Linked DNA regions of Homo sapiens: regions 1 and 3 are each linked to region 2. Evidence: chromatin loops called from intact Hi-C (ENCODE). Cell type or tissue: heart left ventricle. All regions are shown on one strand.

What was found. Hi-C counts contacts between places; a loop is a spot of excess contacts. Peaks named below come from ENCODE experiments on the same cell type or tissue, not always from the same donor. Only the 100,000 strongest peaks of a DNase experiment are listed, where the experiment ranks them.
Region 1: it touches region 2 in a loop (5-fold over the local background); 31 of 110 quality-filtered maps call a loop at or near these places.
Region 3: a loop joins it to region 2, with 6 times the contacts of the local background. A loop is called at or near these places in 9 of 110 quality-filtered maps.

What each region holds. Positions count from the first base shown.
Region 1 is chr4:140,640,938-140,643,437 of GRCh38, forward strand. All of the region lies in intron 13 of TBC1D9 (TBC1 domain family member 9), which reads right to left. It also overlaps the pseudogene TNRC18P1. Among named protein-coding and RNA genes, the nearest start is that of TBC1D9-AS1, 70 kb to the right of the region's middle. In heart left ventricle, a CTCF peak has its summit at 1,191; DNase peaks (open chromatin) are centred at 935, 1,314 and 1,964; H3K4me3 peaks cover 1,293 bases; H3K27ac peaks cover 1,263 bases.
Region 2 is chr4:140,850,261-140,852,760 of GRCh38, forward strand. No RefSeq gene overlaps it. Among named protein-coding and RNA genes, the nearest start is that of TBC1D9, 95 kb to the left of the region's middle. In heart left ventricle, a CTCF peak has its summit at 962 (motif pointing left); no DNase peak of the experiment used is centred here.
Region 3 is chr4:140,426,528-140,429,027 of GRCh38, forward strand. It overlaps CLGN (calmegin), which reads right to left and starts at 1,121. Exons shown (of 15, transcript NM_004362.3): 1 at 1,010-1,121. RefSeq lists an enhancer at 278-327. In heart left ventricle, CTCF peaks have their summits at 348 (motif pointing left) and 1,212 (motif pointing right); DNase peaks (open chromatin) are centred at 394 and 1,164; H3K4me3 peaks cover 1,688 bases; H3K27ac peaks cover 1,363 bases; H3K27me3 peaks cover 598 bases.

The DNA of each region.
Region 1 (2,500 bases), 210 kb before region 2:
ATATTAATAGTGACACTATTAACCAAAAGTCAGTAACCACTCAAATGCTCATGCACAGAATGGATAAAGAAATGGCAATATCATCACATAATCAACTATTTTGCAGCAATAAAAAGAACAATATATTTAAATCTTACAATCATAATACTAAGCAAAAAAAAAAAAAACAAAAAAAAACAGAAGCAAAAGAGCATATTCCGTGAGATTCCATTTGTATCAAGTTCAAAAGAAATCAAAGATCATCTACGCTTTTAGAAGTCTGGAGATTTATTAACCATGGTTGGATGGACAGTGATATGAAAGGGGCACAAGGGGCACTTCCAGGTTGCTAGCACGTTCTATCTTTTGATCTGAGTAAACAGTTACATGAGTGTATTAAAACAGAGGCTTTAAAAAGAGTGCCTTTGTGAGCCTTTGACCTCTTTATCAATACCTACTCCCCAGGAATTTGCAACCATTTTTATCACCTCCACTTTTTGTTTTATTGTTGTTGTTAAAAATGAACTCAGTATGTTTAATAAAGTTTGGTATTATCAAAATCGCAGTACAAACATCAAGTCACACGCCCACATGACAGAATTCCATTTATAAAATGTTTCTCGGGAAGCCCCCACTGGGCCCGTGCCCAAAGAGAGCCTGACCACAGCCTGGGGTCTCTGGGTGGGCAGAAAAGGTGAGTATGGGGGTGGGGAGGAACTCGGGGTAGGGGGAGGAGGGCGGAGAGGAAGGAAAGTGGAGAAAAATGCAGACTCAGAAGCAGTCCATATAACAGCTCAAAAAGAGCTAGCCGGCGATATTATCACAACGATACAGTACAAATCAAAGCAAAAATAAAAATAATTTGGCCGATACAGCAGGCTACACTGCCAAGAACCCAGATGGCGGCCTTCCTGCGGCCATCCGCACGGGCCTCCTCACCCCCCATCTCTCCCGTGCGCCCACTCGCTTCCTTCTCGCTCACTCGCAGGCACTCTCTCGCTAGGAAACACAGAAAGTATTTTGTGTTTGGAGATAGTAACCTTAGTCAAATGAATCTTCCGAAGAGTCGCTGAAGGAGGAATGCACCTTAGCCTCTCGAAGCAGCAAACAAAACCACTGCTTCCTGCTGGTGGCTGGCTTAGGTTTCAGAGTCCGGGAGGGGGCGGAGGAGGGGGTGTGTGCCAGGCCCTCTTGGTCAGCTAGGGGCCGCCAGCTGCCTTGCTGTCCTTTGCCACCATGCCACACAGGAGGGAAGGCATCAGTTTGGAGCTAGCCGGAGGGGCCTTGGGCGGGCCACTCTCCTTCAGGAATTCTTCGTCTTCCTCTGAGTCTGTATTGTAAGAGTAGCTGCTCACTTCGGAGGCAAACGCGGAATGGGCCGACTTGGGCTGGCCTCTGGCCTTGAACCCCACCCCTATCTTCCTGGCTTTGGCGGCCCTTTTGTGTTTACCTTCTCTGGAAGATTTCAGAGACAGGCCGGAGGCCCTTGGCCAGCACCTTCCTGTCCTTGCCCAGCAGGCTGTCATAAGGAGTTAAGTACTTGCTGCAGCCCCTGCCAGTTTTTGATTTCCCCCCAGCACTGTCTGAAAACTTGAAGGGTGACTTCAACTTGTCCTGCTTGGTGAGGGAGAGGGCCTTTGTCGAGCTTGCTTGCCAACTGCTCCTGGTCGCTGTCCATCTTCTTCTTCTTAATCTTCAGCTGACTTATGAACTTAGACGAAGCCTCGTGTTCATCCCAAGTCTGGTTCCTCTCCCTGGCTTTCCCTGTTCCAATAAGGGCATTGTGTTCCTCCTTGGGCCCTTTGTGTCTCTTCCTTATTCCTGCTCCCAGCTCATAGTCATCTGATGTCGGCAGAGATTTGCTGCTCAGCTTTCCGCTACTGTTGCAGTTCTTCCCCCTCTTGCGGGCGGGCGACAGGGCTCTCGGGGGCGTGGGTCTGTTTCCACGGCCTGCGTGCCAAGCTTCCATGGGACTCCTCGTGCCTGTCCTCGGAGTCCCGGCGCCGCTGCAGCTTCACCAGCTCATGCTGCTTCTCCTTGTACTGGTGCTGGACCTCGGCCCGCCACATTCTGAAGTCCAGTTCCAGGACGTCCATGTCCTCCACGGAGGACTTCATGGGGTACATCCGCTCCTCCTTCTTGCGCATCCAGCTGTACTTATTGTGGGCTTCAGCTCCCGTGGGAGCCGCAGGTTCTTGAGCGGGTCCCACCACGGGCCCATCCAGCACCTCCCTCAGCATGTGGCTGCCGGCTGCCAGCAGGCTCTCCAGTGAGGGCCGAGCCACCAGGGCCCGCTCCGCACCTCCCACCTTCTTGCTCCTCCTCTCCAGCTCCAGCTCTGCGATCTCGCTCAGCAGGGTGATGCCGTGCAGAAAGCTCTGCTCCAAGACAAGGCTCTCGGCAGCTTCCTGCTTCTCCAAGGCCTGGACTCCAGTAGCACCTGGGGAGGGCAGAGGCCTGGCCTGGGGCAGCTCCATGGCCACCTCCATGCCAGCCAGTGGGTCTTCCAGGCCGGGCAGGA
Region 2 (2,500 bases):
CATTAAATAGAAGGAGGTGAATAGGATAAGACCAATAAGGCTGTGTGGAAAACCTGTGCAAAGGCCCTGTAGTGGATGGTGCTCTGCATGTTAGAAATAGAAGATGTTAAAGCCAGTGGGGCTGGAACACACAGAGTGAGTGGGAAAGTGGTTTAAGATAATTCTGGAGATGTTGTCAGAGGCTAGGTAGAGCAGGACTTAGAAACCAATCAAGAATTCTCTTCTGTACTTGGGCTTATAGAAATGGGAGATCATTAAAATTTTTTATTGGGTCAATGTGTATGTGTGTGTGTGGGTGTGGGTGTGTGTGTGTGTGTGTGTGTGTGTGTGTAGAGGCTGCTCTTGCTCCTGCATTTAGATAAAGAATTAAATGCATGAGCTATCTTGTGAAATGCTATGTGGAATAGGGCATTAGTGGTCAATCAATGAGTATGTAAGTGATACTTCAAGAATATTTCTTTGGCCAGGTGTGATGGACCACACCTGTAATCCCAGTGCTTTGGCAGGCCAAGGTAGGATTGCTTGAGGCCAGGAGTTCAAGACCAGCCTGAACAACAAAGCAAGACCTTATCTCAATTAAAAAATGTATAAGAAGGACATTTCTCCAATATTACCTTTCAGGAACACATATCCTGAAAGTGGGATATGGCATTTCTAGTTTTATCACTTCAAACCTGCTTTTCATTTGAGCATATATGGTTTCAGCAATATCTAGGCCTAAGAGCATTCTGAAGGTCTCTGTTTTCTGGTATGGTCCAATATACCTTCTTTCTTCTCTGAAACATCCTCTACCCCCAACCACATTAGTTGGTGTTGTCTAATCTTCCTTTCTAACTGGAGAAGATTTGTGAAAGGTTTTTCTTCCTCAAAGTTACCCCTACAAACGCTAATCAAAGTAGAATCCAAAAAACTCTGTTCCCTAACGCCAGGGCATCTTTTCCATTTGATGGTCAACAGAGCCCCCTACTGGGAGAAACAGCTCAACTACATAAATACCAACACAAACAGCAAGCGTTCTGTAACGTTTGGTTCTTTACCCAGCCAATGTTTAATGTAATTACTGTGCCGTAGCTGAGACACCTACTCATTATTTTTGTGATAACTCTGACATATAATTACAAAAGATTAACTTTTCATTTGGCAAATTTTCCAGTTACTCAGTGTTGAAGAGTCATTGTAACAATTAATAAAAATCACAAATGTATAGTCTTAAAATATAATTGATGTCAAGAAATAATTTGGTTCAGTGTTATGTTTCAAGAAGACTAACATTTAAATTCTTCAGGGTACTGAGCTTTCTGTTTTATTCCTAAAATTTCCAACGGAGGACACTCCACAGTGTCATCAGAGATGAATTCTTTGCTTCTAATAATTCAATAGGTTGTTATATTTGATAATAGTATCTCCTTAAAAAAAAAACTCCTGTTAGAATGGTTCTAAATTTACAGAAAACTTACAAAGACAGTACAGAGAGTTCCTGTATTTCCATCACTCAGTTTTTCCTGTTGCTAACACCTGGCATTACCATGGTACATTTGTCATAACTAAGGAATCAACATTGGTACATTACCATTAACTAAACTCCAGAGTTTACTCAGATTTCACTATCATTGTAACTTTTCCCCTAATGTCCTTTTTCTGTTCCAGGATTTCATTGAGGACATCACATTACATTTAATTACCTTGTCTCATTGGGATCCTCTGGTCTCTGACAGTTTCTGTGACTTGCCTTGTTTTTGATGACCTTAGCAGTTTTTGAGGAATACTGGTCATGTATTTTGTAGAATGTTCCTCGGTGTGGAGTTGTCTGGTGTTTTTATCATGGTTCTACCAGGATTGTGTTATGGGTTTTTGGGAGGAAAACCCCAGTAACATTCTCATCACATCATATCAAGGCTACATACTTATGTATGCATCATTGTTGATGTTAATTTTGACAACCTGACTGAGATAGTGTTTATTATATTTCTCTACTGCAAAGGTGCTTTGTCGTTGTTGTTGTGGTTGTTTTTTGGAGTCTTGCTCTGGACTCAGCCTAGAGTGCAGTGGTGTGATCATGGCTCCCTGGATCCTCAAACTCTTGGGCTAAAGCGATCCTCCTGAGTAGCTGGGACTGCAGGTGCGTGCCACCACACCAGCTAATTTATTTTATTATTATTATTATTATTATTATTATTATTATTATTATTATTATTATTTTGTAGAGACAGGGTCTCGCTATGTTGCTTAGGCTGGTCTCAAACTCCTGGCTGCAAGCAATCCTCCTCTCTGGGCTTCCCAAAGTGCAGGTATTACAGGCATGAGCCACCACACCAGACTTGTTTTTTTAAATTTAAATTTAAATATCTTTCATCTTATTTTACAGAGATAAAGACAGAAACCTGTCAGCTTCTTTTTTCAGATGAGGGAGGATAATATATCATGGTGGTGAAGAGCAGCTTTTAGGAGCCAGAAAACGGATTAATGAGCAGTTTTGCCACTTACTGGCTGTGTGATTTGG
Region 3 (2,500 bases), 420 kb before region 2:
CAGGTCAAACTTACAATGACCCAAAGGAGGGCTACCTCGAGTGATGTCGACATTTGTAAAACAAGCAAAATCATCAGATGAGATCGGGATTTTGCCTGCTTTTAAGCAACAAAAAGTTTATACGTTAATGAACTCTTTTCTAATTTGAGACTTCTTCCTGTGGCCACGTTATTTACCTTTTCTCTCCCAGTCCTGAGCTTTGGTTGCCATTTGCTTTTAACTCCCAAGCAAACACCTCCTCTTTGTTGCTTGGGCAGATGCTATAAATAAAATCAGCGAAAGTGTCTGATTGATGGTAAACAGGCCTGGGGCGATAATGAGTCTAGTAATTAGGGCCTCTCTGGATTCAACCCAGCCCTTTCGCCCGCCCCCCGGCGGCGCACAATGGGCTCTGCGCGGGTATCGAGGGAGCGGCCAACAGTCCCTGGCCCCACCGCCGTGAAGTGGGGTCCCTTCGCTTCCACATAGGTGGAGACTGAGACAGCCGAGCCTATTTTGATCTCGTTTGGGTTTCTGTAAGGAGCAGTCAGCAGAGTGAGCAGCGCCCAGACGCGCCCCGGGCCCCCTCTACAACCATTGGGAGAGCGCCCCGGGCTCAAGCGTGGAACGGGGCTGCAATGGCAACCGCTGGAATAACGGCCTCGGCTCCCGGTGGCTCCTCAAGCCCGCAGGGGAGGCCGGCCGGGCTAGGCACCTAGCTGTCCCCGTGCTCGTCCGCCCCAGCCCGGGCGCAGCAGGTGGATGCGGCGGTGCTGAAGACACAAAGGGTCCCAGGTGGCACCACCTCCTGCGTCCACCCACGGGGCCGCCAGAGCCCAGTCAAGACCCTAGCTCGCTGCAGCCCCATCGCCAGACTCAACATCCACCCTCACTTGGCCCCGACCGGTTCAGCCCTCTGGCGGCAAAGTAACGGGGTGCCTGGGGGAAGCAGCAACGACTCCGCTTCCTCACCCCAATCTGCGCGCAAAGGGCAGCGGGACAGCGGGAACGCGGCCTGCTGCTCACGCACCTCTCTTGCGGCCTGTTTTCGGCAGTGACAGCTCAGATGTCCAAGTCGTTGCCACTTGGTCCCCGCGTCTCTTCAGACCAGTCCCGCCGGCGGCCGCGCAGCAGCGACTACTAACCGCGCGTGCGCGTGCGGTGGCGGGCGGGAGGCGGTGGCGGCCCGAGGTGTGTGCTACGCGCTCCTGCTCCGAGGGGCTCAACCGCCTCCAGGGGGAGCCGCACATGGAGCCTGTGCCGCCGCCGGCCGGTTGTGGCCTGGACCCCGCTCCCGGGTTAGCCCAGGAGGAATTCCCCCTGCAAGTCCGAAGACTTTTCCTCCTCTGAGCTCCCGCCCTCTCTGCAGACCGTGCTACCTCCTGTTGCGCAATGATTGGGTCCTGAATTTTATGTAAATCATATTTATGAACAACGTCCAGTAATAAGTGCAGCAAGATTAGGGCTCTAGGTTTTCTCCAGAGTTCTAGATGTTAACAGATCTGCAGTCATGGTGATTAATAAGGAGCTTTCCTGTCTGGTGTGTGTATATGACAAATACAGATGCGTTAAGTGTTAATAAATACATTGTATATAAAACAATATGTTCTTTTTCTCTCGAACAACACTATTAATAAGAGCTGCTAACATTTATTGTGTTCATTGTGCTCTAAGGGGCTTACATTCATTGTTTAACCTTCGTGGCAACCCAGGTGATGAAACTGATGGCAACTTGCTCGAAGTTACACAACATGTAAACAGTGGAAACGGGATGTAAATCAGGCCTGTCTCTCTCAGAGCCTGTAGTTTCAAACACATTGAAATAAATCTTAGCATAAACGTAGTTTATGCTATGATTATGCAATCACAAGCTGCTTTGCCTTTTATATATTGGATCAATATTAATTTTACTACTTAATATTTTATAGTAAATCTTGACTTTGAATTTGGTATAACAATTTAATTTTATTGGAAGATTAATTAACAACATTTAATTGACTTGTGAGTCTAAGACCCTTGTTGAAGAGTTTCAATCTTAAGGGTTTGGTGGCATTCCGTGCACAACGTATCATTATTGGCTAGGGGTCAAGATCACTGAGTTTTTTCACATTGCTTCACTAATTAAGACCAGCATTTCTAAACTTTTGACTTTGTCATCTCTGGGAGAGTGTTTGGATAGTGTTAAAATTTACTGGTTAAAAAGACATTTTGTTTGAGATACTTTGTAACAATATTATACCCTTTATTTCTTTCTTCCGTCCTTCTGACTTCTATTATTCAACATACTTCTGTGGCCCATAACAAATACACTTGAACTGCTAGAGAGGGATTTTTTAAAGGATCCATTCAAAGTTTGCAGTGAGGAAGCTGAAAACTAAAAATGTAAGAATAGTGAATTTTTGCAAGATTTAGTAGTATCTTCTTGGTCACATAGTACTCAAAACCTTGAGAACATTTTTTTACTCTTTGGCTGCTACATTCACTGCCTCCATAAATTAAACTCTAACTCCATAAAATCATC